2 separate regions of the Homo sapiens genome follow, and region 2 is linked to region 1. A link is a loop called in an ENCODE intact Hi-C map of the cell type or tissue named here. Cell type or tissue: gastrocnemius medialis. All regions are shown on one strand. Links, peaks and the distances in the headings refer to the core of each region. The heading gives the core; the rest is flanking DNA. Region 1 overlaps MSI2 (musashi RNA binding protein 2). Region 2 overlaps MSI2 (musashi RNA binding protein 2).

Region 1 (15,106 bases), core at 2,982-10,981:
GAGGAGGAAGATGAGTTCTGAACCAAGGCAAACTGTTAGGATATGATGATAAATGGGTTCACCCTGCTAGAGCTGGACAGAAAAATCAGTGCTAAGGGAAAACCCCAGGAATAATGAAGGCAGATCAGCCCCTGCTAGGCCCAAGTGGGAACAGAGAGGAGACAGCTGGTCACCTGGTTCTATTTTTTTTTTTTTTCTGGAACATTCTTTCAAGGCCCTAGGTACCCAGTAATGTAAAGGTTTCCAGTTTCCTGTGGTGAGGCCTTCTGAACATGTGGGTTATTATTTGTGGACTATGAATGGAAAGAGCCTCTGGATTTGTAGAAAAGGTTGTAAGTGGAAGGAGCCTGGGCTTTGGGTTCAGACATGGGTTGTAATCTCTGTTCCACAACTGATTGGCTGTGTCTCAGCTTTCTCATCCTTCAAATAGGGACAGCAGCATTATAGGGTTATAGAGGATTTAAGGAGAGAGTACACCGAAGCCTGGCACAGTTCCTAGCCCCCATCAGATGCTGAAGCACTCACGCCTCTCTAGAGGACCATTCTCATTACTTATATTGACTTGCTGTCATGACTTAATAATTTGGCCCTGTAGGATGTGGGTTCCAGAAGACGGCTGCCTCCAAGGGGCGGCTGCTCAGGGTCCTTGCGTTTACAGCAACATCTTCCCATTGACCAAATGGGGACAAAGAGGGCTGGAGATTAACTGAGAGGTGACTGTCTAGGGGAGAGGGGTCCTCAGATGTCCTGATGGCTGGCACAAGGCGGCCCTTGACTGGAGGCAGATGCGTCTGCCACTCAGAGCAGGCCACAGGGCACACCTTGAGGCCAGGCAAGGAGGCAAGACCTGGGTCTCCAACGGGAGCCACCGCCTCTCCCACCACCCAGCATGGGGGCCAGATCATCCCTGCGTCCTCCAGAGAAGGCAACCGAGCGACAGCAGAGCTTTCCCCAACTTGAAAATCACCGAGCACAGATAGCCATGTTACGGCCATTCTGCCACTTGGCCACAGAGACCAGTAACTTCAATTTATTTGTGTCTGGGGCCTTAAGGAACCTCAGCTGTCATCCTTTCCTTAGTTTATTACCAAATTTCTAAAATATTACATCCTTTATTATATCCAAATTCACTTTATTGCACTTGACAATACAGATAATCACATACCATATGCTCTAATGTTTTGAAACCAATGCATGTTGACAGCGGTTTTTATTCATGATGCATAATTCCATCCCCAGCTCACAATGAGGCATCTGAGCACCCAGCCTGGTGTTAAGACTTTTGCCTAATAACAGATTAACAATACAGCAAGTTTCCGAGACACACTCCCTCCCATGCCATTTTCTGTTTACAATGGGAAAAATGTACCTGGGCTGAAAAGATGGGCTTATCAAAGAGGAGGGGGAAAAAGAAAAACAACCCCGCATCATCACACACCCACCAGTCCCAGAGGGTTTATAATGATTTGTTACTGTTCCACGCTTATGAAACTTGATATTGAAAAGAGGAATTGGTTTTGCGCCAAGTAGCAAGGCAACTAATCACACCAACCCACACTGCTGGCCCCTGAGAATGGAAAGCACAAACTGCCCCAAAGCTCTCATTAGGAGTCTCTCTTGTTTTTACTCCTGTTTTGCTAGAAGCAAGTATTTGTCACTCCTCTACCTTGGTGAGACCATCCTTCTCCCGTCCCCTTCCCCTCATCCCCTGGGCATTCTTCTGTTCCCAATTAGCCCCAAGCTTCCTGGCGAAATGAATACAGCTGGGGATGCATCCTACCCCCCCAGTCCTGGCACCTCTCAAGCAGAAAGGCAAGGCCAGTAGGAACTGTCTTTGCAGCTCCTTCAGCGGCAGAGCCCCTTGTTCTGCGGGGTGGCTGAAGAGAAAGGGTGGATAATTTAAAGATGATCCCCTAGCTTTGCTGTAGTGCCCAGAACAAACAATGCCATTTCATACGTCCCCTAACTAAGCACTTTCATTTGCTTCAGAGAAGCACTCAAACAACTGTAAACCCATTAGATCATGTCAAACGTGGTGGGAAAGAGCTTGGGCTGTCACCAGCAGAGAATCAACTCAGATTTATAGATTCTTAAAGCTTTAATATATAGATATTTGTCTTCCCCCTGCAGATAGACAAGGGGACCAGGGCAGGGGCGGAGGAGGCAAGAAGAACGGCCCACAGCTCAGCGGCAGACAGATTGGAGTTTCACAATCATTCTCCCGGATAATGGGATTTCTCAACAAGGGGAGGAGCGGGGAGGAAGAAAAGCGAAGCCTTCACTTTGCTGAACACTTGGCTGTTTTTCCAAAGCTTTGCTTGCGGGTGGTGTGGGGGAGGAAAGAGATGTTATTATCAACAATGCCTCTGGAGTACCCAGTGACCTGCCGTGAACAAAAGCAAGTGGCGACCAAAGAAGGGCTGGAGTCCGAGGACGCAGAAACACTTACTCAGCCACCTACAAAGGAGGCCAAATGAATTAAGAGGCATCTTACTCCAAGTAATTGCTGTGCTTCTGAACAGCTTAAGTTATAACCTTTTTTCATAAATAAGAACCTACTTTCCCTTTGGGCTTACATCATGACTCCAAGAAAAGCTTTCTCTTTATTTCTTAATCATCTTCAGCAAGTAGGGGGCTCTTCCTACTACCTCAAAGGGTTTGGAATTTTCTTTTTAATTTTTTTCATTTTATCCTTTTCTCTTGCTTGTCTATCATCTACTGAGCATGGCAGTAAATAACTGGTAATTAAACCAATATCTACTGGAGACCAGGGCTTAAAGATATAATTTTATACAGAATCCTCCTGAAATATTACCAGTTGGGCTCTATGGGTCTGGAAATGGGACGGTTTGGACCAGGCTGGACTTTCATAATGCAGGACCCACCAGTGGTTTGCAAAGTGGTCCCTGGCCCCATCTTGCTGCCTCATCAATTCTAGTCTCTGAATATTTCTGGGGAAAGGGGCATCACCCCTCGGTACTTCATAAACACAGCTTGTTTGAGTTGGGCATCTTGAGGTGTTGCTAAATTCTTCAGCCCAAGGATCAGCCTTTCTCTTGGTAACTTCACAAACGGCCACTCATGGTTGGGGAAGCAGCCTGGCCCCCCTCCCAGGGGTAGTCCTTCAAGATCTAACGTAGCCACCTCATTTCTCCTTATTCGAGTCTCCTTGGTTCCTCTGGAATTTTTCCCGTAATACTGTCCTGGTCCCCATCAGACGACCTCCTCTGATGTGGTCTATCTTGTCAATGCCCCTCTTAAAATAAATGCCTGGAATGGAATATTCCACATGGGGTCTGAGCAGTGCAACCAAATACCGGACTGGACTTCCCTTTGTGGTGGCGTCCTTAGCAGCTCCATCACCTGTTGCCTCAAAGAAAACTTAACAGTCAACTAAAAAAACCCCAGGCTTCCTATAAACCATGTCAAAATCTCGCCCTGCCCAACCTTCCTTTTTTTTTTTCTTTAAAATTAGACATCGATTATAGTCATTTTTTTTTTTTTTTTTTTAAAGACAGATTCTCGCTCTGTCACCCAGGCTGGAGGGCAGTGGCGCATCTCAGCTCACTGTAACCTCCACCTCCAAGTTTCAAGCGATTCTTGTGCCTCAGACTCCCAAGTAGCTGGGATTACAGGCATGCACCACCGTGCCACTAATGTTTGTATTTTTAGTAGAGACAGGGTTTTACCATATTGGCCAGGGTGGTCTCAAACGCCTGACCTCAGGTGATCCACCTGCCTCGGCCTCCCAAAGTGCTGGGATTACAAGTGTGGGCCACTGCACCCAGCCAACATGGATTATGGTCTTCTGATTATAAAAGTAACATTCATTTTAGAGTCTTAGGAAATACAGAAAACATCTATTCCTACAACAAACATTCATTGGATACCTTCTATATGAAAGAATCTCAGCTGGGCCTTTAGGATACAATGGAGAGTAGGATCCAGCCCTTGCCTTCAAGGCTGTGAGAAGCACACAACCCACATTCTCCACGGCTAGAATGTGTGCAAGGAATAGAGTTGTTGAGCCTGAGCTCCAGGACTGCTGTTGGTTTTGTTCACCACCATATCCTCAGCCCCTGATAAGTGCCCAGCACAGAGCCAGTGTTCAGCAAATAATTATTACAGGAATCAATGGCTTTAAAGGATGGCCTTCCCACAGTGTCTGTCTTACAAATGATTCCTAAAAACTAAATCAGTTCTGACCAGAGGCAGTTAGTCCCAGACCAAGTTTTAAGTAAGAAAAATACGCCAGGGCTGCTTCTTCAATCCACCAGAGCCTCCTTTTCCAATTTTTTTTTTTTTTTTTTTTTTTTTTTGAGACGGAGTCTCGCTCTGTCGCCCAGGCTGGAGTGCAGTGGCACAATCTTGGCTCACTGCAAGCTCCGCCTCCTGGATTCACGCCATTCTCCTGCCTCAGCCTCCCGAGTAGCTGGGACTACAGGCGCCTGCCACCAGGCCCGGCTAATTTTTTGTATTTTTAATAGAGGCGGGGTTTCACCGTGTTAGCCAGGATGGTCTCGATCTCCTGACCTCGTGATCCACCCGCCTCAGCCTCCCAAAGTGCTGGGATTACAGGCCTGAGCCACCGCGCCCGGCTCCTTTTCCAATTTCTACCCAGAGCCTGGGCCAGGGGGAGTGGAATCTGCTTAGCTGAAGGTCTGAGGTGCAGGGGAGTAAGAGGACAGTGAGAAGAAAGAGCAGAAAGGAAGTCAATCCCGGGGTCCTCAGGCCTGGCCAAACAAAGCCATCTGCCTTGTCTGGAAAAGCTCATTTGCAAAGGCTTTGGTGAAAGTTCACATTTCTCCAGGCTGCGGCAGCTTGGAAGAGCCATGCAGCGACTGAAAGGTCAAACAGGAGATGCGCAGCACTCCACTCCCATTGAGCCGCCACCTAGAGCGGTGTCAAATGTGGTTTTGCCACTTCCACCGACAAGATAGGACGTTTGAGCATCTAGGGCAAATGATGCCACAGAAACTATAAGCCAGGCAAAACCCTGGATCTCCCAATCACTTTCTCTCCAGGAATAAGCTTCAGTGTCCATGGGCTGCTTGTGGAGGGGATGGGACCAGCCAGAACAGGGATCTGCTCCAGCCGGGGGGTGGCGGGGGGAGGGAGTTAAAAAAGAGAATGCGGCCGGGCACAGTGGCTCACGCCTGTAATTCCAGCACTTTGGGAGGCCAAGGTGGGCGGATCACGAGGTCAGGAGATTGAGACCATCCTGGCTAACACAGTGAAACCCCATCTCTACTAAAAACACAAAAAATTAGCCGGGCGTGGTGGTGGGCACCTGCAGTCCCAGCTGCTTGGGAGGCTGAGGCAGCAGAATGGCGTGAACCCGGGAGGCGGAGCTTGCAGTGAGCTGAGATCGTGCCACTGCACTCCAGCCTGGGCGACAGAGCGAGACTCCGTCTCAAAAAAAAAAAAAAAAAAAAGAGAGAGAGAGAATGCAGAATTTGTGTCTTTGAAGGCTGGCAGAGCCATCTGTCCTGCTCATCTCTTAAGACTGATGAAACCGAAGCTCCACAGTAGTTGGTAGAAGATAGATGGCAAAAGCTAGGACAGAACCCACACTCAGAGAGAGACCCTTGCCCTACAAAGGGTCACCTACTGCTGCGCCTAAAGGCTGTGCCCCATATGACACATCCAGCCTGGCACACATGCCAGCCTGACACATCCAGGCTGGAAACCTTCTAGGAGAGACTGGGGGTGGCCACCAGAGGCTCAACCATGGGGACACAGGACCCAGAATTGCATCCTTGACCTGGGCTCTGTGGACTGGCCCATGGGCTGGCTTCTCCGCCCTGCCCCGCCCATGCACCATCCTTCTGAAGGAAGACATCCCCATCCAATGGCCTGTGCTACAGACTCATGAGGGCCTTTGCACTCTGGTTCTTAGCTCCTGGTTTTCTGCCAACCAGAGGTATAATGGACTTTCTTATTTTATTTCATTGGCTTGTAAAGGAACATAACCAAATAGTGACGAGAGAGAAGCTGGCAGTGGTGGAGGCCTCAGCAAAGGCTGGAGAAAAGCCAGGAGTTAAGTAATGCCTTGGCCATTAGCTTTCCCCAGAGGAGCAGCGGCATTGCTGGGGCTAGGATGGAGGATATGAGGGGTGGGGCTGGGGAGACACAGATGTGCAGGGGCTGGAGTTCCTTTCCCAACCTGGGACTGACAAATCCTAGCCCAGGGAGGGAGGGGTAGAGCTACCTCCTGACTTGTTCTCCTCTAGGATGAGCCATATTCCTTTCCCCGCCTGGCTTTTCCTTCTTATTAGGTTGTCATCATTATCGTCACAACCACCACCACGTACTTGGCTTATAAGTCCTACTCAACCCCTTCATATGATGATATCTAATCCTTCTAGCCTGCCCTCGCCCTCAAGGCAAGTAATGTTATCCCAGTTAGACAAATGAGGAATCAGATGCTCAGCAAAGTCAAGTCACTGTCCATGCCCTCCTTCCATCAGGGAGTCGCTGAGCTGGGATGTAAGCCCAGGTCTGTCTGTCCCTAAAGCCTGTCACTCCTCCATCAGCCCCTGGAAGATCAACCAAAATAAATGGAAGGCTTAGTGTTAACACAGCCCTGGATAAGCTGCCATATAATAGAGGCCAATGGCTGGTCGGTTATCCTTGCTGATAAATGTGGTGGCCCAGGAACTCAGCAGGTCTGGAGTGATGGGGGTTGATCCCCAGCCTCACTCTATGGGCTCTATCACCCTGAGCAACTCAGGTGACCTCAACAGGCTCAGCTTCCTCATTGAGGGCAGAGATTTCAGCCTGGGTGGTTCACTGCTGAATTCCCTGTGCCTAGAACTTATTCTCAATAAAAATTTGTCAAATGAATGAATGAATCTGAAAAATGGAAATCCCAGTAACAGCCTCCCCACCTGGTTTATTAATGAGTGATAATGTAGGAGGGCACTTGGCACAGAGCACGACACATCCTAAGGGATCAATAAGCAGAAGTTGCTGGTCATTAATACTATTATTACATATTATTATAACGCTATTATTGCTTTTCAAGGTCATTATAGGGATCAATGCATTTGGGAAATATAAATGTAAGGCAATATCTTTACAATAACTAGTAACCAATGCTGACAAATAAGGGCAGACACTGACAAGTGGTCCCCATGAACACCGTACCGCCCACCACAGAGGCATTCTAGGAGACTGCCCTCGCCTTCCCATTGGACATGTGCATCTGGACTCTACGAGGGGGCACTCCTGCTCCATCCCAGGTCACTGTGCCCATGTGGGATCCTCAGACGGAGTTGTCGGGCACGTCCACACTTGCACAGCAGTTCCAGTGAGAATGCATCCTGTTACCTTTGCATTGGTCACCTCATGCCCATAAGTTACAGCCATCTCAGCCTGATCTCCACTCGGTTTAGTTAAAAATAGAGTTTACAACAGAAACCTGAATCCAGGCTCCTCTAAATCAGGACGGCGGGGAAGCAGGTGCTACCCAAATGTGGCGCCGTGCTGACGAATGGAGGTCGGCCGAGCTCAGCTCTCTGCCCTGAGCTGGTGGGTGGCAGCCTCCATAGCAGAGATGCCAGCTCTGGGGAAAGGAGGGCTCTTTACACAGAAGGCAACACATTCCCTCCAACGTGCTAGCCTCCTTCGATTCAATCAATATTGGTTTAGCACCTGCTTATGTGCCAGGAGGTACCTGAGGCTGCAGCCATGTCTCAAGGTGACAAAATGGACAAAGACAAGCAGACACAGAATATCTTGAATTCAGGACAGATTGCCTTAAGGAGAAAGGCAGACAGATTGGACTTTTAAAAGCAAATCGTCAGAAGCTAGAGTTCTGAGACCATGTCCCACAAAAATTACTGGGCGCCAGCCTTGGGCTCTGAGGCTCTGCAAATTCCTCTAATCCCAGAGGCTTCTATGGCAAGTCCTCACTCTTTTCCAGGTTGCTGCTGCCAAATACCATCTTGCTTAGCGAACCCAAAATTTCTGGAACAGGGTGAAGCTCAAAATAATTCTCACAGTTAGACTCACTGGGACCTAAATAGCTTTGCTGATTAAACCTCTGAATCCTTATTCAAACCTGCGACATTCCTCCTTGGTGATGCCAAATCCTTCATGCTTCCCAGCAGGCTCTGGCTTGAGGATCCGATTCTGCTGCACACACCTGTCAGGGTCACCTGTCCTGACTTGGCTACGATCCATTGATTTACTCTTTGGCACGGCTGATCAGCTTTCTAGCTCCCCCACCACACCCACTGAAGCACAGATGAACAATTAGTTGGCCTAATGATAAAGTACCCTTCCTTAGGGGTCTGGAGAACTAGGGTGGGTGTAGGTGGGATTGAGAGGACATGAGGGAAGTGGGCATTTGCAGAGAGGGAGGGTTTGGGACCCTCTCCTGATGTGGGCGGGGAAGGCAGAGGCACGCAGTCGGCTGTAGAAAGTATTGGCTTTCCCATTTGGTGTAAGCTGCTCACCTGCCCAGCTGGGAACAGAGAGGAAAAGAACAGAGGAGTGTCTGGATGTGCTCTCAAAGTGACATTATTATCATTACTATTACTTTCCCACTGTCTTTCCAAACCCATTCCTGTAGGTTATTTCACTTTATCCTTACTATCATTCGATGAAGTATCTCAAAAAGGATTATCCATTTTAACCCAAGAGGAAACTGGAGTATAGACTAGGTGACCCTTGTCGTTGACCACACCACGAATCCAAGAGGAGAATATTCAGAGAGCACAAGAACCAGAGGAGAATATTCAGAATCCAGAGGTACGTGAGGTAAAGGCAAGGTAAAACACTACCAGGTCCACCAGAAACCCATCTCCTGGGAGGAGCGGGGCCTGGTGGGGGCTGCCACATTCCCTCAGAGCATCTCCCCTTCCTGCATCCTCCTGTCTCATGGTTCTGAGGTGGCAAGGTCAGGCCCCTCAGCCTGAAATGCGGGGAGAGAAGACTTAACAAACGACAAAAGCAAGTTGTGGATTGATTCTCCCCTTCCCAGGGCGGCCTGCCCCTCCTCTTCAACAGTGACAGGCAGTAAAAGGTTAGTGGCATGCTTCCTGCCTCTGGTTCCTCGGAGCTAAATGATCAAATGATGTCAGGACTGGGCAAAAGCTCGATTCCTAGTTAGAGCCACCACAGCTCCAGAAATGAAACTTGGCACAGCATCCCTCTGCTCAGAGGCTCTTCACTGGACCCAATACATCAACAAGGCGGCCAATTATGGCTGAGTGCACACTCCTACCCTGGTCTTTACCCTGAGCCCACCTGTGGCTCAGGCTTTGCTCAAATCTGCAGGGGGAGGGGCCCCAGAGGCCGTCACTGCTGCCCTGACTGCCTTCTTCCCATGCTGGTCTTTCTCCCAGATGTCCTGGGAGGAAAGCCAACCCAGCCAGGACTCACACACCTGCCTGCCAGATCGGCCTGCCAGGAACCCCCATATAAGAGAGGATCCAGCAGCCTTCTGCATACCATGCATCCCAAGCTGCCAGACTCTGGCGACCCTGTGAACTCAGGTCACACCCATATGAGCAATTGCAGTGGGCGCCATGCTGGGCCTCCCACTTTGTCTCAAATAGGTTGTTTTTGGTTGTTGGCTTTTCTGATAAACAATCTGAATAGGCATAATGGCCTCATCACCAAGAGCATGAAATAAATCCCCAAATTAACAGAATCCCAAGGACTGGGGACAAGAAGGCAGGCAGGGAAGAGTGTTGCAGAGAAGAGATTCGACTTGGGTCTCCAGCACTGTCCATTTTTACCTGCTGGAAGAGACCCCTGTTCTCATCATAGCTCCTATGCTCCCTGCAAAACCGTGGATAACTCACAAATAATTAAGGCACAGATTTCAACCCACCCCATAACTCCTCTACCAGAGAAAACCACTGGTGAAAGTGTGGAGAATTTCTTTCCTTCCATGAATACTGCTTTACTGCAATCACTCTCAACCCAACCTGCATATCATAATCACCTGGGGGGTTTTAAAAGACAGGGATGTCCAGGCGCCACCCTCAGAGCCTCTGATTTACTTGGTCTGAGGTGGGGCCTGGGAGTTGGTCTTCTCTAAGAGCTCCCCAGGTGATTCTAATTCTAATATGATTCACAGCGTATATAAATTTTATAGCTTTTTTGTGCAATACTATGTCATCGGCATTTCCACGTCATTTAAAAACTCTCTGTAAACACCATTTTAATGGATGTGTAATCATCCATCATATGAGCGTCCCATAATTTCCTTTCAGTTTGCTTTGTAAGTGTTCTCCTGAGTGTGTGTCAGCCGTGGCTCGTGTCTACGCTGAGGACCTCCCTGTAACTCCCAAGGCAGATTTCACACCCTTTCCCACTGATGGCAGATGCACTCAGAGGCCCAGGGAGTGGCCTCCTGCTACACCATCTTAGGATCCTGCACTGCACCCTAAAATTCTTGAGAAACTGGTCATTTCAGCCAGGAAGATAATTTTGGTTCCACATACCCAGAGCAAAGACTTGTGTGGTTAGGTGGGTTCCATGTTAATTCATTCGGGGTCCAGTTTTCCCTGTGAGATCCTCATGGAATTTCCACAAGGCTCACTGGTTTAGGATAGTCACCACCTTAAAAAGTATTTTTCAATCTTTTCACTTTGGACCAGAAATTAGGTCAGGAGCTGATTCTTCATCTTCCTCTTGCTTCTTCCTCTAACATCTTGAAAAATCTGCATCTCTCCAGAAATAGGTGCCTTATTAGCCCAGGCTTGCAAGGTGCCCTGTTTTGGAGCCTCAGGCTCAATCCTGGAAGTTTAAACTCTGAGGTGAACTCCTGCAAATGGAGGGCTCATTTCAGAAGATTCTCATGACTCTCCTCATGACCACAATGTCCAGCTTTCAGAGATCCATCAGCAAGACAGCTGCCCGCAAAACTCCAGGCTGGGGCAGAGATGCCTTTTCTACTGTCCTCCTTCCAGATGTTCTAGGAAGGAGCAAACACCTGGCAGCAAACTGGAGCCCATTTCCAATTTGAAGCTACCAGTTTCCATCAGGGAACTATCAGGCAAGGCCCCTCTATTTCCCATTCCGGGAACATCTGGCGAATAGATGATTAGAAGCACATGCTGGCAGCTACTAACATGCTTCCCAGCTAAATCTAAGCTTAGTCCCAGGGGCCCTATCTCCCCTCCTCTCTCTAATCCACCGTCCCACCCCATTCACCTCCCCACCCTAGCCTTGCCAAGCTTTACTGCAAAAGAGATGTTGCACCTGACCCATGATCTCCCAGACACAGTCAAAAAAATTTTTAAAAGAGGCTACAACAGGAAACAATCTCCCCAAGTCCAAGGTAGGTCAGGACATTTCTCCCTCTGTCCCTCCTTCTCCCCGGTACCAGCCAGGCCCAGGTGTGTTCACTTCTACCTGCTAACCTTTCCTCTCTCACCAATAAACACCACCACAGTGCTCCAGCCCCCTGGAGGCCCACCTTGGTGTAAAGCTTGTCATTTCCACTCAGCAAGCATTACGATAACCAGGCCACAGGTACTCCCCTCCTTTGGTTGAAAGTCTATGGCAATTTTAACATGAAGGAATGTGCTGAAAAGCACCCTCTAGGAGTTTAATAACACTCATTTGCAGTAAACCGGGTTTAGTGTGAAGGCCTCTATCAGGAAAAAGAATCAATAGGGAAGAAGGGGATTAGAGGTGGAGGCTAGGTGTTAACTGTTAGGACTTGAGCCATTAATCAGCAAGAAAGTTCTAGAATCAGAGTGATCTCACCACCTCCTGCTGTGAGGCCCTTTGGGGGTCGACCACCTTCTACAGGCCTCATATCCTAAGGCACTAGAGGCACGAGAGTCTTTGTTCTTGATTGGGGCAAGATCTGGGGACTGAGACAGGATTGTGCCACTGGATTATGCCATGGCCAGTATTTTCCCTAGGGGCTTCTCATGATCCCAGCCTTGAGTCACTGTCTTGTGTCTTGTGCCCACCTTATAGATCATCCCAACTCACATCGAAATGTCCAAAGGAGTGGAAATATGGTTAAATATAATTTGGTGAAAAACTAAAGCATCTTTCATTTTCTATATGGCATCCTTGTGTGGACCAAGAGGCATTCTCCCAGCCTAAGGAAGAAGGTTCATGTCCTCACGTCCCCTCTCGGAGAGCAGTGACTTCATGCCACTCTCCTGCACCCAGCTCCCCCAGCCTTTATTTCAGTTTGTTTCCCAGTTGCAGAAATGCTGAAAGAACATAGGTCTTGGAGTTAGATCAATTCAGGTCCCAATCTCAGAGCCACCACTTATGGGATGTCATCAAATCCCGCTGTGCCTCAATATCTCCATCTATCAAATGGAGACAGTAATACTACTCTTGCAAAGGTTATTGGAAGGATTCAGTAAAGGTATTTATTGTAAGCTAGGTGCAGAGCAAGGTGCTTAAGACTTCTGTCTCCTCCCTTCCCCTTCCCATAATCTGTTGTAACTGTAGACAGAGAAGCCTGCTAGGCCAAGGAGATGAAGAAGGATAAATACATTCCACCCTTCCCTGGGGACAGGTAATCAGATCATCTCTGAGGCAGTGGCCCCATCCACCAGGAAGACCCCCGACTTCCCAATGCCTGGGCAAGTACTGAGAGGAGCCTGGCCACTCTGCCGTCTTTGGGGTACAGCCCTGTTGGAAGAGGCACGCACAGCCCACTGCAGAGAGAGACTGGCAGTCGCCGGTTAACTGCCGGTTAAGGCAGCTGCACTTTACAGTAACCCAGCATGGACAATATTATGAATGACACTCGCAAGCTGCCAGCCCAGGGACTCATTACAGTCAAGGTACAACATGGCGGCCTGCCAAGCCCCTGGCTTTCACACTCGCTATGCCAGAACATCCACACACAATTTAATTGCATTATAATTTCAAAAGTGCTTTTCAAACTGGAAAAAGGCATTCACTGATTAACCAGCGAAGAGCAAAATTGTTTATGAAATTGAATACAAAAAGCTACAGAAATGTAATTGGGTCGTTCTAGCACCTAATTTTCAAGCCATTTTCCCCACTTATTTAATCACGAGATACAAAAGGAGCGACTGAATTGACTTCATACTAATTAGATTACTCCCTGCGATACTCCGGGCCTATATTCCAACTGGTTGATAGCAATGTTTTAAACGGAAACAAAAATGGTGCAGCAGCCTGTCTGCGGGACAGAATGGATTGTCTGGAATAGACCCTTCCATCCATTAATAAGAACGAGCATTTGTCCCCCAAACCTCCCAAGCTCCCTGCTACATGGAAGCATCCTTGGAGAAACATCACCCTCCAGGGCACGGATAGGAAGACTCATCAGGTCCTTCTCCTACACTCCCTGGAAGAATGGGTTTGAACATGCCCCTTCTATTAAATCCTGCCACCTCCCCAGCGGGCACTGCTGCTTCACAGGCAGGCAGAGAAAGCCACCAGCAACTCTCCTAATTGGCTGTACGAGGCCCTTGGTGCGCCTCTGAACACTCCTCCTTACATTGTTTCATAAATTGACTGGTGGCCCCAACCAGATCGGTGGCAGTCTCTCGGGCAAGCCCAGCTTCGTTGAGTTCTTTTCTCAGCTCTGCCTTGAGCTTCCTGAGATGAGCCAAATCCTCAATCTCTCAGTTACTGAGTGAATAAAACCACGTTCATCCCAGAAAGCAATGCTGCGCTATATTCTGTGTCTTGAAATGATACCTCACTCTGCACATGCCCTCTACCAACACAAATCTAGTAAGCTATGATGACTTCTGCACAGGTAAACGCAGGAAATACCGGGCCCCAATGCCTGAGAACACCAACATGTGACCCAGGGGGCCAGGGCTTCCTTCCATTCATCTGGAGACCTTCTTTTGATATGTGGTACTGTCTTCTCATGGCTTTTTTAGCTCATTTTAAATTTTATTAGGAGAAACATAATTGATTATATAATCAAATGTAAAACGTACATTATCAAGATATCTCAGCACTTCGCAGACCATTTAATCAAGATATCTGGGGCTGTGCCAAGAGGAATTAACTTACATTAAGCCTCAAGTATGTATTACTCTGCTGTATTTGTTTCCACGTTTAAGATGGGTCTTGCTCCCTGAGAATGGGAGCAAATCCTTCAAGGACTGTGCCGTACACAAGCTCTGGGTCTGAAGGTCTTCCGTGCTACTTCTCGATTTCTCCAAATGAGGAGAAAACCCAAAAGGCCGCTCTACCTCGAACCCTATCTGCAGATGTGACATCTTCACACAGCCCCCGATTTCTCTTGTCTTTAAGGATGTCTTTGGGGGTCTGCCCAAGTGCCCCAGCAATACACAGCCGGCCCAAAGAAGAAAAGGGGTTTTCGCTTCCATTTGCTCTTCGTAAATCGCTACTCTCCCTGGGAAAGTAAACAGATGTTACTTAGGAGGCAACAGGGGTGTCTCATGTCTACAGCCAATTTTCACCCAACCCAGGGAGCCCGAGAAAGAGGAGAATAGCAAGAAGGGGGCATCTGCCTGAAATGCCTTCCCTTCCTCTGCTTTCAAAGCCTAGGTGGATACAGCTTCAACTGCTCCACAGAGCTGCTCCAATGAATGCATTCACTCAGTAACTGTCTGCTGAGCCTGGCTGATGTGCCAGGCATGGGTGTTAGTCGAGGGGGTATAAAATAAAACATGTCTTTGTCTTCAGAGAGTGCCCTGTCCTTAGCAGGAGAGGGACAGGCAAGCAATCCCAACACAAAACTGGTAAGGCTGTGATGGAGCAGGACAAAAGGAAGGATGACTGTCTGCAAGAATGCAGGAAGGCTTTCAGGCAGGTGGCATCCACCTATTCTAGACAGAAGACGAGGCCTCCAGGCACAAAGGGGCAGGGACGGACATTCCAGGTGGAGACAAGGGCAGGTGCAAAGTCAGGGAAGCCTCCGGGAGCACTGAGTGCACTGAGAAACTACAGGCAGGATCAGGTGACTCAAGATCAGGGAATGGTACAGCGTGAGGCTGGGAAGGCCGGCTGGAACCGAATTCAGATGCTGTGCTTATCCTACAGAAAAATGGGAAATCCAGCATGATCTCTTCCTTCTCTGGAAGCATCAGTGCTATCTAGGCACAGTGCCAGGCACTGTGGATTGTACAAAAAAATCCTTAGATGCAGATGGGGTGGC
Region 2 (15,106 bases), core at 3,272-11,271, 290 kb after region 1:
GCAGTCTGGTCCCTGCATCCATGCTGTCAACCATGGGCTATACTGCCTCTCCAAGGCCAGACTCCCCACACCCTCTCCAACTGGACAACCACCTTCTTTGGTTCTAAGCAAAAGAGAGGCAAAAGTCACCAAGACATCATGGGCTCCGCTTCTACTCCATAAAGCCATCTGGTTCTCCTAAGTCCAACATCTAAAACTACTTCATGGCAACTTGCCGGCAACACACAGTTCTGTCTCTGAGCTTCCCACCAACGTGATTCAGCGAGCTTCTCACAAGAGCAGGGTGCACCGGGCTGCCGGGCAGCACTCCTGCAGCAGAGGGAAGCCAAATCACTGGAAGCCGAAGTAGCATCACTGAGTGTTTCACGGCCTCCTCCTTCTCACCAAGGGAGCTGTGATGGATTTTATGGCACACAAGTGACTTTTTTACAAGCACAGCAGCAACCTCCAACTTTCATCTGATAATTTACCTTTAATCAGGGCCTAGAAAAATCCCTGGCCAACCAATCCCACCAGACAGCTCCTTCCAGGCTCGTCTTACAGACGACAGAGAGAAATAAAAGGGAAGAGAGGACGGCAGAGTCCTGGCAAGCAAAACTTTTTTTTTTTAATGAATTCATTTCAAATAAAAATCCATTCAGTGCATGCAGAAAAGCCAGTCCCTCTGAGTGACAAATTTGTGTGTGCCAGGGATGAGAGAGCAAATCAAACTCGTGGAGCTTGCAACCAAACTCCTAGAGGCCCAAACACAGGACTGCCAAGAGCCCAGGAGTGCAGAGTCATTCTGCTAAAAGAAGTTCCCACTCCAAAAAGCTCTATAGAGATGCTGGCCTGGGTGGAAACGTCCCCTCTCCCTGCCCTTTCACTTAACCAAAAGGGAAGACCAGCAGGAGCCGTGGAAATCAAACCCAGGGCATGTGGCTAGCCACCTGCGGGAGGCTGGGGCCTGGACCAGGTGATCTCTCCAGGCACTTTCCTGCTCTTGAATTTCATGAATATTTCATTGTCCAGGTTCCAATCCATGCAGAACAGAACCTCAGAAAACATACAAATATTTCCCCTTCTTATAGAGAAGTGACCTATAGTGCTAGACCAATGACTCTCATCTAAGGGTGACTGTGTCCCCCAGGAGACACGTGGCAATTGCTAGCTGTCACAACCAGGGAGGGATTGCTACTGGCATCTAGTGGGTAGAGGCCGGGGATGCCGCTAAACATCCTACTACAGATACAATGCACTCCAATGCACCCCCACTTCCCCAACCTCCACCCTTGCAACAAAGAATAATCTGGCTCAAAATGTCAACAGTGCCAAAGTTGTGGACCCCTGGCCTAGAGCACAGAAGGTAATCAAACGCTCACACTCCCAGCCTTCCCACAGCCTCCGTTCCCTGTAACACCACTCACTCCCAGCACCTCTCTAAATCAAGCAGGAATTAGAAACCAAACTGCACCATCTATCATCTAGACACTGGGATCCACCCTCAGCTGAGAGCCAAGGGTCTGTGCTGATTACAGCCAACCTCCCTCAGTCTCCGGTGCACGCTGCTCTCAGGCAGAGGCCAGAGAAAAGGATGATGACCCAGGAGAAGCTGGGACTCTGTGAGGCTAACTCTCAGTTTAGCAAACACCAGGAAGGTTAGGGGGAAGATTCTGTAGAGAAAGTCAGAAGGGTACAACTAACCTTTCAGGGCCTGGAAGGCTAAACAGCACACTCGGGCCTCTCGGTCCAAAGCAGTAAAATCAATGGTGTAGGGTTCGGTAACTGCACGACCTCCTCCCTGTCCCAGCGACAACAGCTGGGTCCAGGCTGGCTGCATAATCAACACTGACTAAGCACCTAACAGATGCCAGGAATTGTGCTACGTGCTCTACAGAAAGTTCTGTCTGTTCCCAGAGCTGCCACACAAGTCTTATTATCCCCATTTTACAGATGACACACATCAGGCTCAGAGAGGTTATGTCACTTGGCCAGGTCACATAGCCAGGATTCAATCCCAGAACTGTCTCCAAAGAACAGGCCTATCTACCATACCACATTGCCTCTCTTCTCCCAAACATCCCACCCCAGACAGAGGGATGGAGGAATAAAGGAGGAGGAGGAGGCTCAGAATCCTCCTGGAGCTCCTCCTGCTCCTCCTGGTGCCGCCCTGGCCTGCTCTCCCACACTCCCCACTACTGCTGTCTCCAGGGGCTCATCTGACCACATCTGTTTCGTCTATAGGGTCTCTCTGGGAAGATGGCCCAGTGCATTCCTTGCACTCCTTACGCACAATGGCATTGCCAGCACAGGACTCTGATTTCATTCATAACCGGCCGAAACAGACATCCTGCTCCGCTCTAGGCAGGGGCTGCCATGGAATCCATTTGACTGCCAGGCCGGCCAGGTGTGCAGTTTGCGAAGGTTTCAACCAGGCAGGGAAAGGGCTTTCCAATGCCCCACGTAGGAGCCGAAAGGCAGAGAAGCACCACAGGCCTCTTCCCTGGGCTAAAGTCCCAGTACCCAAAGCAAACCAGAGGACCAAACACCTAACACAAACCAACAACCACAGGAAAGCAGCAGCGGCCAACCAAGCCCAGGAGAGTCAACATGCAAGACTCCGCGACTGAGCAACAAGTTAGGATGGTAAGCCCCGGCAGTCCTCCACCCGCAGACAGCCCCTCACACACACTATTCTGTCCCCCACAGGACCCCTTCCTTGAGGCTGGCCGAGAGGGACCCATGGAAGGGGTGCTAGGCCAGCAAATTATATGGCACCCAAACTCAGGCCCAGCAGGGCTTCCAAGACACACAGGACAGCCTCGCCAGGCTGGGTGTTCACTGAGGGAAGCAGTTTCACACTTCCTTTCCTTGGGCCTGCACTAATTTCCCACACTCACATTGCAAGGAGGCATTCTTGGGCTCACGGGGCCCTCAGAAAGGGTCCTATTATAAAGGTTCAGCAAATTAAAAAAAAAAAAAAACAACTTTTTGAGACCACTTATTTGTAGGGTACTATAGAGATGATAAATATGGAGCAAAAGGGGCTGCTTTTTTTCTTTCTTTTTAAATTTCCAATGAAGAAATGTGGCTTCAAAACTCTCTGCGGCGCGAGCCAGTTGCCTCCAGGCCAGCCTCTCCCTAGGCCTTGCTTTGTTTCTGGGCATCACACTCTGACCTGCAGGACCCGCACTTGGCAATCAGCTTAAACCTACCTCGGCATTTTAATGAGCCAGACTGCCATCTCCTCCCACACTGCCCGCTCTCTCCTGGAAGAACACACCTTTCCTAATTCTGTTTGTTCACCAGAAAAATAAATAAATAATAATAAGCGGGGGAGGGGGTGTGGGTTTACTGGAAGGTCATTTTGCCTTAGGAAAGGAACAAATTAAGTCGAGGCTCACAGTGAGCCGGGAAATACATTCTCCATCAGACAAGCGACCTTGGGGCCTTCGGTTTTAGGCGGGAAAGGTCACTGGTAAGGCAGCCCCTTGTTTATGGAGCCCGGATACCAATGACGTGGTCACCTCCGAGAAGCACAATTACCAACAGGGGCACGCCAAACTCTTTTATTGGTTACCTCTTAAACACTCCAGAAATCTGTCCAAGTCCTTGCAGAATAGCAGAAAACAAAAGTGCTCTCAGCAGGAGGGGGAAGCCAGGACTCGATGATGAGCAATTAGTGAATCAATGACTCTCAGAGACACTGATTTAGACCAGCAGTTCTTATTAGCGACCGTCGAGGAAAATGCAGGGACACACAAAGCTTCCAGGAGAGACTAAAGCTTTAAAAACATTTTTTTAAAAATCACCACAAACTGCCTTCAGAGCTTCCCCCTAAAACACTTAAAATGTGTGCTCAGTCTGAGGAAAAAAAAAAAAAGACTATTTGTTGTTTCCTTAATGTCAAAAAAACAAGTGAAACTACAACCACTAGTTCTGTCGCCCCACATGAAAATTATTCTCTCAAAATCCCAAAAATGAGATAAGGAATTAGGTATTAGACAAAAGAAAGAAAGAAAAAATAAAGAAGAAAGAAGGAAGGGAGGGAAAGACAGAAAGAGGCTGGCTAGCTAATATGAACAGCATGAACTTTTTCTTACCCTCATCAGATTGCAGGAATATAAAACAGATTGGTCTCCACTCCCACTCCATCCATGTTGAATAAAAAGATACTGATTCACGTGATAAGACGTATTCTTTAGTACTTTCTTAATATAACCCCTCATCATCTAAACACCTGTTCGGAAAATCAGAACTACACAACAGAAAGTGAGTGGTAGGAGGCTTGGCTAACTGACGGGCAAGGAGAAAAGAAAACATTTCTAAAAATATAATGATGCTTGCTAAGAAAATAGAGTTCCATGTACACAGAAATTCTCAGGAATACCTACTTGGGGAGACGTTCCTGTAACTGTTTTTAAACATTCAGTTCCATCCCACAGAATTCAAAACACCTACTAAGAACACAGAAGCTTCCCAGGCATGACTGTGGGGGCCGGAACCTTCCACAAACTTTATTTGAAGGCTGCTAATAACATGCAGCTGGGCATACTTTCCCCACACCCCAGCCTCTCCTGAAAAGTGCGCCCTCCCACCACCACCTTCCTTTCTTTCTGATTTTGTGAATACCAGCGAACGCTGAGACAATGCGGTTCACCGTGAAAATGGAAAACCGCAAGTTGGCCTCCTCAGCAGCAGCCAGCCCCCAGCCAAGGGCCCTCTGCAAACTTCCCCTTTATTTGTTCCTTGGTTTGGTTTCTGCTGGGTTGCTAATCTATTTGCTCTAAGCTATTGGAAGAAGTCGGCAAAAGAAAACAAAAAGGCTTTCTTCCTAGCAGGGGAAAAATGGGTAACCTTGAACCCAAAGAACCCTCCCTCCCCTGAAACTCCGGCTACTCTGAAAGTTTGTTGCTATCTAACCTTGAAAACAGTATGTGCCTCAGGGTCCCCTCCGCACTGGGCTCTAACAAGGATGTTGACGGTTCCTTATCTAAGGGGAAGGATGCAAACAATTTTTTTTAAGGTGAAAAGAAGAAACTTCTAAGAAACCGACGCCAATCTATGCACAGAAAAACCTCCCCTATCCTCCTACAAGTCTTCCAGAAAGGGGAGGGGTTGAAGAAAGAGAAAATCCAAAAACTGATCACTGCTAAGCTCCATAGTTTCAATAAATTGTTACCAATGTTGTCTTCGAAGGCAAAAAAAAAAAAAAGGTCATTTTAATTCTGGTTGAGGAGGGCATAGGGTAAACCCCTGGCCAACTTGAGCTTCTCCCATCCCCAGCAGATGAGGCTGAGGTTGATCCAGAGGTGACCTGTGCCAACAAGCCCTCCCCCAATGGGGGCAGATGACGCCATGAAGCCCCATGCTTCTCATCTCCATGGTGACCCCAAAAAACAAAATCAACTCTACACTAGGAGACACAAGAGTCCCATCAACTTAGAAACTTTCTTCTTCTCAGTAATAGTCTCCTACAACATTTTAATGAAATACTTTTTTAAAAATTGGGGTCAGAGTGTTTTACGTGGGATTACAGTCAAACCACATCTTCCCATCTCTTCGTACTTATTCACTTAAAAATATATATATGCTGCAGATTTCAAAGTGGGCTGTGACTGCACAGCTGTAGGGAATGAGCTTGTCAAGAGAAAAAACACACAGGCACACCTCTAAAACACATACATAAAGCACACAGATTTATTTTTTGTTTGGAGTGAGAGACACATCAGTTCGAGTTCTAGGCCAGCAGCTGTACTACAAACGTTTCGGGGTGGCGGGTGCGGGGTGGATGGCAGGGGCAGGGGGAACACAGGAGTGAGCCTCAAGGACAGCTGAAATGAGGGCCACCTTCGAAACCCTGCAGCCAGGCGTCACCAGGACTACCATGACCGGGTGGAGGGCCCAGCACAGCCAATCCAACTCTTTCATTAAAGAAGGGAAAAAATTCAACAGGGATGAAAAGAAACCAATACTTGGGCAATGCTCAACTCAGCGGGCCCCTTTTGAGAATTAAAAAGGAAAATAAATCTGGGGCTGTGTCGATCCAGAAAATCAGAGCAATGGGCTTCCCTGTTGAGAGGAGGCCACTTGATTCGCCTGAAGTTGACTATTTGTGTTGGCACTAGATCCCCTTAAAGATTGTTTACAAATACAGAGCAATCAATATTTCCTAACCCAAGGGTCTCCGGGATAGAAACATGGACCTGCTGGGCACAACGTGAGTGCTTCCCATGCGTCCCCACGCACCTGCCACCCTCTGCTCCAAGCCTGGGACACACATTCCCCTGGACCCGGCAGGCCCCACCTGAACCACGCTTCCGGGAGTGCGCGTGCGCGTGTGGTCTTCTGCCTCCTTTAACCTCCTTCACTGGGCTGTTCATCCCAGACTAAGCACCAACTTGGCTGACTCTGGAGCCTAATTTTCTCCTCCCATGCTTTCCTAGGGCCTAAATCGAGTTTTTTTGTTTGTTTGTTTTTTGTTGTGTGTTATCATTTCAGTATTGTTTCTAGTTGGGGGATTTGGAAGAGGCTGTTTCTTTCCTCATCCTCTCTCTTCCTTTCTTTCCTTTATATCTAAACACATTTTCACATGCTCTTTAAGTGGCTTCAGGTTTGGCATCCATCTCAAACACATCTATAATGGATCAGGAGCCCAAAATCTGTTTCCGATTATAACAGACAAATCAAGCCCCCCTGAAGTTGGAGGCGGGGAATGGGGAGAAAAAGTCTTTAATGGGTCAGCGATACAAAGGGACTTCTGGGGTTCTGCCCACAAAGGAAGCACTTCAGCCCCAGGGGCTGACATTACTGACTGACCCTGTGCGGCCTCTGCTTATAAACTTCCCAGCACTCACTCCAGAGACTTTACGGGCCAGATTCCGCCCTTAGTGAAATGGCATTTTCTAGAAGTCCCGGTGAGTTTGAAAGGGAAAAGAAAGGGAGTGGAGAGGAGGCACAGAAGCCCCCTCCTCTTCCAAAAATGGCAAGCCCCCACACAGAGAACACAGCTGCAGGAAGATTAAAAACATTTTATTATTTAAAGAGGTACAGAGGGTTACTGGACATGGGCAATTTAAAATTAAATACAACTCTCGTCACAGCCGTTTGCAGTTAAAGGTGAACATGGTTATTTTAAAAGCAAAATCGCCCTGCCAGAAGGACTGCCGTTCAGCAAGGGGCCCAGATGCCGCCTCAATTATTAAAGTCGTAAGCTGGCCATTCAACTGCCCTGACGGCAAGTCTCTTCTAGAGACAGAGTTCCCTGAAAAAAAAAAAAAGTCTGCCCCCCACCCCCCAACCCCAGCCCAAGCATAAAGTAAACGCTTTAGAGAAAGTGAATAATATCTTGTCACGGAGGTAAAAGACTCAATTATAAAACCTTCAGAAAGATTCTCAAGGAACATCTACCTACGGTGACAGAGACTTACACAAAACCAGAAGACAAGCTAAAATATTTCTCCCCTATCCACCCCTACCTACTCCTACCCCTAACAAAACAGAACAGGGAGAGGAAGCAGGGAAATGGGGGAGAGGCTGCCATAAAAAAATGATCTCGAGACCTGGGCACTTATCTGACATAAAGCAACATCCTCCAATCCTGAAAGATGAGCCTGCCACACACACACTTCTTTATCATCTCAGCAAGAAATATGGCTCAGGAGGCCAGCACTAATTTTAGTATCAGATTTATTATACAGCAGGGGGCAGGAATTCTTCAGGCCTGTGCCTTGTCTCCCAGTGCAGGACTAAACTGCCTTCAGGATGGCTCCTTGGAGGAGCAGCAAGGCTAACAAATAGAAACTTCTGGATTCCTGATATTCAGGAATCCTTGGAAAATACGCAACTGGCCCTCCAAGCTGCTTCCCAGTCCTTTCAAAGCCTCTGTGGGTGCTTCTAAGAGCTCCCCACTCTGAATAAAAGACCACAACACACATCTCACTTGTTTGAAATGAACCCGTCACCCCAAGCAAAGACAGGAAACCCCAAGGTCATAAAGCAAGGGTACACCAACATAGTCTGAAACCAAATCCAGTAGTGACAACTCCTAGTCTCCCCGCTTTGATCTGAAGGGAGATAAAGCTAGGGAAGTCAAAGCAGTGACAAATTTAAAATGTTGACATCCTCAGCCAGCCACTCCAACCTCGCTGCACATAAAGCCCTAAATGGATGGAAGACACATTTTCAGGTTGTTTGATCTCACTCAGGCTTCCCCACCTCCAGTTTCTGGACATCCTTTTGTCTGCTTTTGGCCCTGATTTTTCTCCAAGTTATCCCACGGAGCAGGACTGTCACTGGTAGCCTCGGCAGTTGTCAGTCAACCTGATTGCTTTACTCCAGAAGGCCCTTTTTACACAAAAGGCCTCACTGAGGCAGAACGGGCTCACCTTTGATTTGTTCACCTCTCACATGTAAAAGCAGCTCGTACGCCTCTCCCGAGCATGGCTGCACTCGTGGAAAACTGAAACGCAGTATATTGGGAAACAAGGCTTTTTAAAGCATTCTCTGGAAGGCAAGATCCTAGCTTGGGTTCTGCTCGAAGAAAGAGCTAAACAGAGCGAGCTGGAACAGAATTAGCCCCGAGAACCCAGGGATGGAGGGAGAGTGGCAATACCAATTTGCTGGAAGGGATCTGGAGAGTAAACGAAGAGGAACGTTTGGATTGCAAAGATAGAAACAATTCACTTTGCATCATTTTCAGTCTTTGGAGTTCAGTAGGGAAGTATGATTATCAATCCACCAGAGAGACGGGGAAGAGTGGCCCACATGAGCTCAGAATTGGCTGGTGATGGCGTTGCAGGTAGTAGAGGTGCTGAGAACTGACACTATATCCCTCACGTGATGCTCTCTTTAGAAGATCAGGCTCTCCCTGGCTAACTATGGCCTTCAGCCCTCTAGACAGGAACCTGCTGGACCACAGGGGAGTGGGCCTTGCCATATTCCCATAGGTTGAGCACACACAGACTAGCAAACATCAAACACCAATAAGCCCTCACACACCTGGTATGATATTGCCAACATCACTTCTCGGGGGATAGCAATTATGCCACAATTTCATGTCCCTGACTCACCAGGCCACACACGACAAGACTGCAAGAGCACCTCCTCCTTGGGCCCCTGGCCTGGGCAGAACTCACGGGAGAGCCCCTGGATTGCAGAGTGCTCTTTCCCCAACACCCATCTGACCTGGCCACCCCCACCCTAAAACTCATTAAGTGCTCCCCATGGCCAAAAGCAGTGGTCTCCGAAGTAGGGTTTAGAAGAAAAAGATTAAAATGTTTATGTGTGCTTAGCTTTTTTTCTCATCCTATTTTATTTTTAATGATTTGCCTTATTAGGAGCATGCTATTTTAGTACAGAAGTATATGTATGTCATTTATAAATAAATATGTATACAGTGCAAGCTCAAAAACAAGTTTACCAATAGGGGTCCGTCACTAAGAGTATGCCGATTGCCAGCCAAGGGGTTACACTCAACCCCCTGAGCCAGGCACACCTGCCCTGCCTGTCCCCTGCATGGGCCAACACTCTCAATCTCACGGAGGTGGGGGTTGGGGGCTCTGCTCACATCAATGAGAAGTCAAATTTGCCTCTCACCTTTAACACTTGCTACTCCTCAACTAACCAAACCACCAAGCTGCTGCTCCAATTCTCAGATGCATCTCAAATCCATCCACTGGTCTCCATCACTACCTCCAAGAACTCAGCTAAGCAGCCATCCTTCCTCAAGTGGATCACCACAACAACTTACTCACTGATTCCCCCACAGCCCCCTGGGGTACCCACAAGCCACTTTTCGTGTAGACTGTCAGAGAGATATTTTCAAAACGCAAACCTGATCATTTCCCATCCCATCCCTTAAACTTTTAAATGGATGGCTTCCCCAACCCTCCTAAGATAAGAATTTTTATCCCCGCCAACGCAAGTGTGACCTCGCCTGTCCCCCTGTCCTCCTCACTCTCTGCATTCCAGCCACCCTCTCTTCCCTCAGCACATGAAATGCACCCTGCTACTTCCCTCCCTACATCAAGCTCAGCCTCAACGTTATTTCTCCAGGAAGCCTTCCCAAAACCCAAAGGACACTGTTTTTTTTTTTTTGTTATGATCCCTTTAACATCCAATGCATGGATGTATAGCATTTATGGTAATGGTACTTCAATCATGAATCAGGCCAGGCACTGTGGCTCACGCCTGTAGTCCCAATACTTTGGGAGGCCAAGGCAAGAGGATCACTTGAGCTCACGGGAGTTCAACCAGCCTGGGCAACAAAGTGAGATACCCACCTCTACAAAAAATTTAAAAAACTAGCCAGGCACAGTGATGTGTGCCTGCGGTCCTAGCTACTTGGGAGGCTGACGCAGGAGAACCGCTTGAGCCCAGGAATTCAAGGCTGCAGTGAGCTTTGATTGTGCCACTGCACTCCAGCCTGGGAGACAGAGCAAGATCTTGTCTCACAAAAAAAAGAAAAAAGAAAGAAAAAGAAAAGTAGTGAATCATGCAATAAGTTGTTTAATGAACATGCCCCTGCCAGCCACAGACTCCACAAGGGCAGGGACTGAGTTGCTATTCCCCAGCTTTGGGCCTGGTTCAGGACTGGAGCTCCAGACATTTGTTGCATAATGAGCAAATCAATCTTCCCTCTGCCCTCCTCTGCACATTACACCCCAGCCCATAAGGAGCAATGTGCTACACCCCCCAAAATCCAAGCTGTCTAACTGCTCCCACAGTTCCCTCAACTTGGAGGATCTCCTCTCTCTCAAGATTCAGCTCACAAGCCCTCCTCCGTGAAGCCTGCCCTGCTTGCTCCGTCCTCTGTGCCCCTCCTGTGCACGGCTATAGTCCCCTCTAGCTCACATCCTGGTTTAGACACCTACCTCCCTGCTAGCCTGGGAGCAGCCAGAGGATAGGCTAGTATCTGATTCTGTCTCCTCTGGGCCTAAGAGCATGCCGAGCGACCTCATGTGTGTCCATATGCGGCCTGTGTTGTGCTCACTGGCATAGATTCCCCTTTCCACCTTCCCTTCCAGAGAGTAACAATATAATAGTTCACAACAAGTGCTAAGGCTTTTCCCACCTAGAACACCTGTATCAGGTCTGCCCTGAAAAGAAAGCTGAGATACAGCCAACAGACACCGACTCTCCACACAAGTACTGGCGTCCACAGCTCCACGTCTGCAGTGGCCAAAGGGCATGAACCTGTCCCTAGTTCACAGTTCCTGCTGCATACGCAAGGCATGAGAAACAGGTGCTGGTGCCAACTTAAAACCATCTCATCAGGAGGGACAGCATCATGATAAACAGCTAATGCATGCAGGGCTTAATACCTAGGTGATGGGTTGATAGGTGCAGCAAACCACCATGGCACATATTTACCTTGTAACAAACCTGCACATCCTGCACATGTATCCTGGAACTTAAAATTAAAAAAAGAAAAAAAAACACATCTCACCAAGCTCACCAAGGGGTTGGGGGGGCAGTGGGGGGATGGAGGTCTTAGTGGGAATGGAAGCAATAAAAAGACAACTCTGTCTGCCAAGCACACATAGGAACACTCTAAAACAGCAAATGGCCTTTGATCAGCCCCGCCTGAGTCAAGCAAGGCTTTTAAATTCAGATAGTACCAGGCGTGGGTTCCAAAACCTAATGTGGGTCTCCGTGTCCCTTGGGGATTGGTCCTCCTCTTGTCCCTCCTCCCCTTTCCTGCAGTGAAGTAGTTAAGATGTCAAGCAAGGGGAAACCCCAGTCCCCATCTCCTCGAAGCTGGGTGGTGCAGAGCACTTCATCAGCTAAGTCCCAGACCATGCATTGTGGGCAGGCCTTGCCTCTTTCGCCGCAATTCTCCCTCTATGGGAAACTGTTCAAATCAGAATGTCAATCTATGGAGCTCAAATGTTTTCTTTCTTTTTCTCTCTTTTTGAGAGACAGGGTCTTGCTCTGTTGCCCAGGCTGGAGTACAGTGGTGTGATCATAGCTCACTGCAGCCTCAACCTCCTTGGCTCGAGAGATCCTCCCACTTCAACCTCCTGAGTAGCTGGGACTACAGGCATATACCACCTCACTTGGCTAATTTTTGTATTTTTTGTAGAGAGGGTTCTCACTGTGTTGCCCAGGCTGGTCTCCAACTCCTGGCCTCAATCAGTCCTCCCACCTCTACCTCCTAGAGTGTAGGCGTGAGCCACTGCATCCAGCCTCAAATGTTTTCTCAATGTGGTCCCATCTAGTCCGCATCTTGGCTCAACTCTCAGAAACCTTTGGTCAAATCACTATGGAGCTGTTAATAGTAAAAGTAGCCCCCAGGAATAATGTGCTAGCCACCTCCCAGGCGGTGTACTTTACGAACACTGTCTCCTGTAAACATTACAACAATCCTGTCAGGTAGATGCTCATATGGTATTATCCCATTTTACATATCAGGAAATTGAGGACTAACAAAGTTAAGTGAACTCCCCAAGGTCAAGCAGCTAGGAAACTATTATGCCAGAAAGAAACCCTAAGACTGTCTGCCTCCTAAGCCTCTTCTCTTAAGCCCTAATCAGCACTGCTTCCCACCACATGCCTTCATTCTTCCCGTCTACAGATGGGGAAATCGAAACATGGAGCTGCAAGGCAAAGTGCCTGAGGTCATGTTCAGCACATCAGCATTGGGCTAAGAGACCAAGAGACAGAAGTCAAGTCTCTCCTGCTAGGACTGGAACTTTCACACCCATGGTCTGCCATACTCCCTCACGACCCAAACCACCCTGTCAAAAAGAAAACCAGCCCGGGTGCGGTGGCTCATGCCTATAATCCCAGCACTTTGGGAGGCTGAGGCAGGCAGATCACTTGAGGTCAGGAGTTCGAGACCAGCCTGGCCAACGTGGCGTAACTCCGCCTCTATTAAAAATACAAAAAAATTAGCTGGGTGTGGTGGCGGGTACCTGTAAACCCAGCTACTTGGGAGACTGAGGCAAGAGAATCACTTGAACCCAGGAGGCGGAGGCTGCAGTGAGCCCAGATCCTGCTACTGCACTCCAGCCTGGGCGAGACAGCAGAATTTTGTCTCAAAAAAAAAAAAAAAAAAAAGAAAAGAAAACCAACCCAAACCCCCAGTCCGTAGAAGAAAGGTCCCTAACATGATACAACCCAAGGAGAACAGGTCCCTTCCTCTCCAGGTCTCCTTTCCCCTGACTATGCAGTGGGGCTCACTCACTGTCTCTGGTCTCATCCTTTCTGCCACCGTTCCCCAGGAGACCGAGTCAGCCCTGGGAAAACTTGGGAGCCAGGAAACCTTGAGCCTCGGCACAAAAATGAGGCGCCTCCGTTACCTGGCACTCACCAGGGACTTGCCTCAGAGAAATTCTAGCGTCACCCAATTTGGAAACCAAGGAAATGAGTCATGGCCCTTTTAGGAAGCTAGAGAGATGACCTTTACTTACAAAAAAGGAAACTGAGGCAAACAGCAGCGGCAGCACGCCGGGAAACACAGTAGCTCAGAACCCACACCCACCCAGGCACTCTGGTCTTGTTCCTCCCTCAAGTTCTAAGAGAATGCTTTGCACTTCTTTAGTAATTGTCCCCTCCTCTATCTTTCTCTGCATATTTCTTCCTTTGGCTTTTAAACCCAGAAACTTTCACCAAAAGCAGGCACAAGCAAAAAGGAGCCACATTCGTGACAACAGTTGAAGCTACCTCATCAAGCAACTGAGGTCTAAACTGGCTCCTAATTAATATTAACCCTCCAAATCAGAGTCATGCTCAGAAAACCTTGGATGAAGAGACGCCAGGCGGGAGGGGAGTCTCCAATTTTCTTTTTACTTCATCTGGAAAATTAAGAGCACTGCTGATTTGAACAAGAAATCATCAAGGAAAGCAATCACAACTCCACACGGCCCATAACTCGATGGACTTGGATGTGTAACCTGCCACTTTCATGTGCTGAAATTAAAATGATTGTGGCAAGAATAGCAATGATGACATGGGTTTGTCCCTCCTCCTTCAGCCTTAGAAAACATAAAAACCCCTACAGAATCTTCTGAAGGAGGTCAGGTAAAAGATCTTCCTTCTTTGTCAAAATAAACCAGTAGAAAACTGGTCCAAGACTGTGCTAAACAGCCCTTCCCAAAGAGATGCTCCCCCAAGACTCTTTCTCTCCAAGGATAATGAATTTGAGGGAGGGGAGGGAGACAGTGAGCACAGAGAACTGAAGGAGGGAGGGGGTCCTGAAGACCCTCCACTCCAAACTCAAACACTTACTTGCTGTTTCTGCATTAATTACAATAAACTGCTTCATAGCCTAGTGATCACTTAATGGAGCAGCAAATATGGCTTTTTCCCTATAATTAGTCAATGTAATCTACTGCTATTTCCCTCCTCCTGGCCACCCCTTCTCTCCTTCCCTTTCCGTCCTCTACACACTAACATTCACACGCACTCCATCCCCTGTCCAGGATCCACTTATAATCATGATCTTGTTCCCCGTTCCCAGCAATACCTGGTAAATTCCACCCAGTGGACATGAAGTGAAAGGGACCCACATACAGGGGATGCCCCAAGGGGTCTGGGGGCTTTCCCAGCCCCGACAATAGGTCTGAGCGTCAGCATCTCCCAGGCCAATGGCTGGGAACTGTGTTCATTTCCTGAGCTCTACCAATCTTCTTCCCACTCACAGGACAGGGCTCATGGGTTTGTAGATCAAAACCTACTATTCCATATCCCCAAGCAAAAGTTTCTATGAAAAAGTAACCCTTGCCCTCAATCCCAAGGTTCTCCCTCGCTCCCTCCTAGCTGGGGCTCTTTCATGTCTCTGAAGTTACTCTCTCCTCTTGGACCATCCAGCCCTGTGCTCCCAGTTCCTACCAAGTGTCAAAGGAACAAAGGCATCTTCAAAGGCTGGGGACACCATCTAAGGTTCCTAACTGAAATGATTTCCCTGCCCTTGAAAATGTGGCTTTTGTGAAATGAAGTTGCTAAAACAGCCCTTTGGCATGTGGATTAAGGATGACAACACCCTCTTTTATGGCCTGCTTTTCTCTACTCAGACCTCTAAGGACTTATCAACTAACTTCAGATACTCTCATCACCAGCAAGAACAGAACACTTTGTATCTTTCCCATGTTCGAGATGGCTTTAAAATTTTTCTTTTGTTGTT

What was found. Hi-C counts contacts between places; a loop is a spot of excess contacts. Peaks named below come from ENCODE experiments on the same cell type or tissue, not always from the same donor. Only the 100,000 strongest peaks of a DNase experiment are listed, where the experiment ranks them.
Region 2: it touches region 1 in a loop (1.8-fold over the local background); 2 of 110 quality-filtered maps call a loop at or near these places.

Annotation. Positions count from the first base shown.
Region 1 is chr17:57,565,158-57,580,263 of GRCh38, reverse strand. All of the region lies in intron 7 of MSI2 (musashi RNA binding protein 2), which reads right to left. It overlaps LOC107984993 (a long non-coding RNA gene), which reads right to left. Exons shown (of 2, transcript XR_001752947.3): 2 at 5,436-14,341. Among named protein-coding and RNA genes, the nearest start is that of MSI2-AS1, 36 kb to the left of the region's middle. RefSeq lists enhancers at 308-808, 809-1,309. In gastrocnemius medialis, for the core only: no CTCF peak of the experiment used is centred there; DNase peaks (open chromatin) are centred at 6,133 and 7,441; H3K27ac peaks cover 4,911 bases.
Region 2 is chr17:57,274,989-57,290,094 of GRCh38, reverse strand. The region is part of intron 5 of MSI2 (musashi RNA binding protein 2); the gene reads right to left. Among named protein-coding and RNA genes, the nearest start is that of MSI2, 26 kb to the right of the region's middle. RefSeq lists a silencer at 1,286-1,461 and an enhancer at 4,988-5,257. In gastrocnemius medialis, for the core only: a CTCF peak has its summit at 7,673 (motif pointing right); a DNase peak (open chromatin) is centred at 7,658; H3K27ac peaks cover 6,927 bases.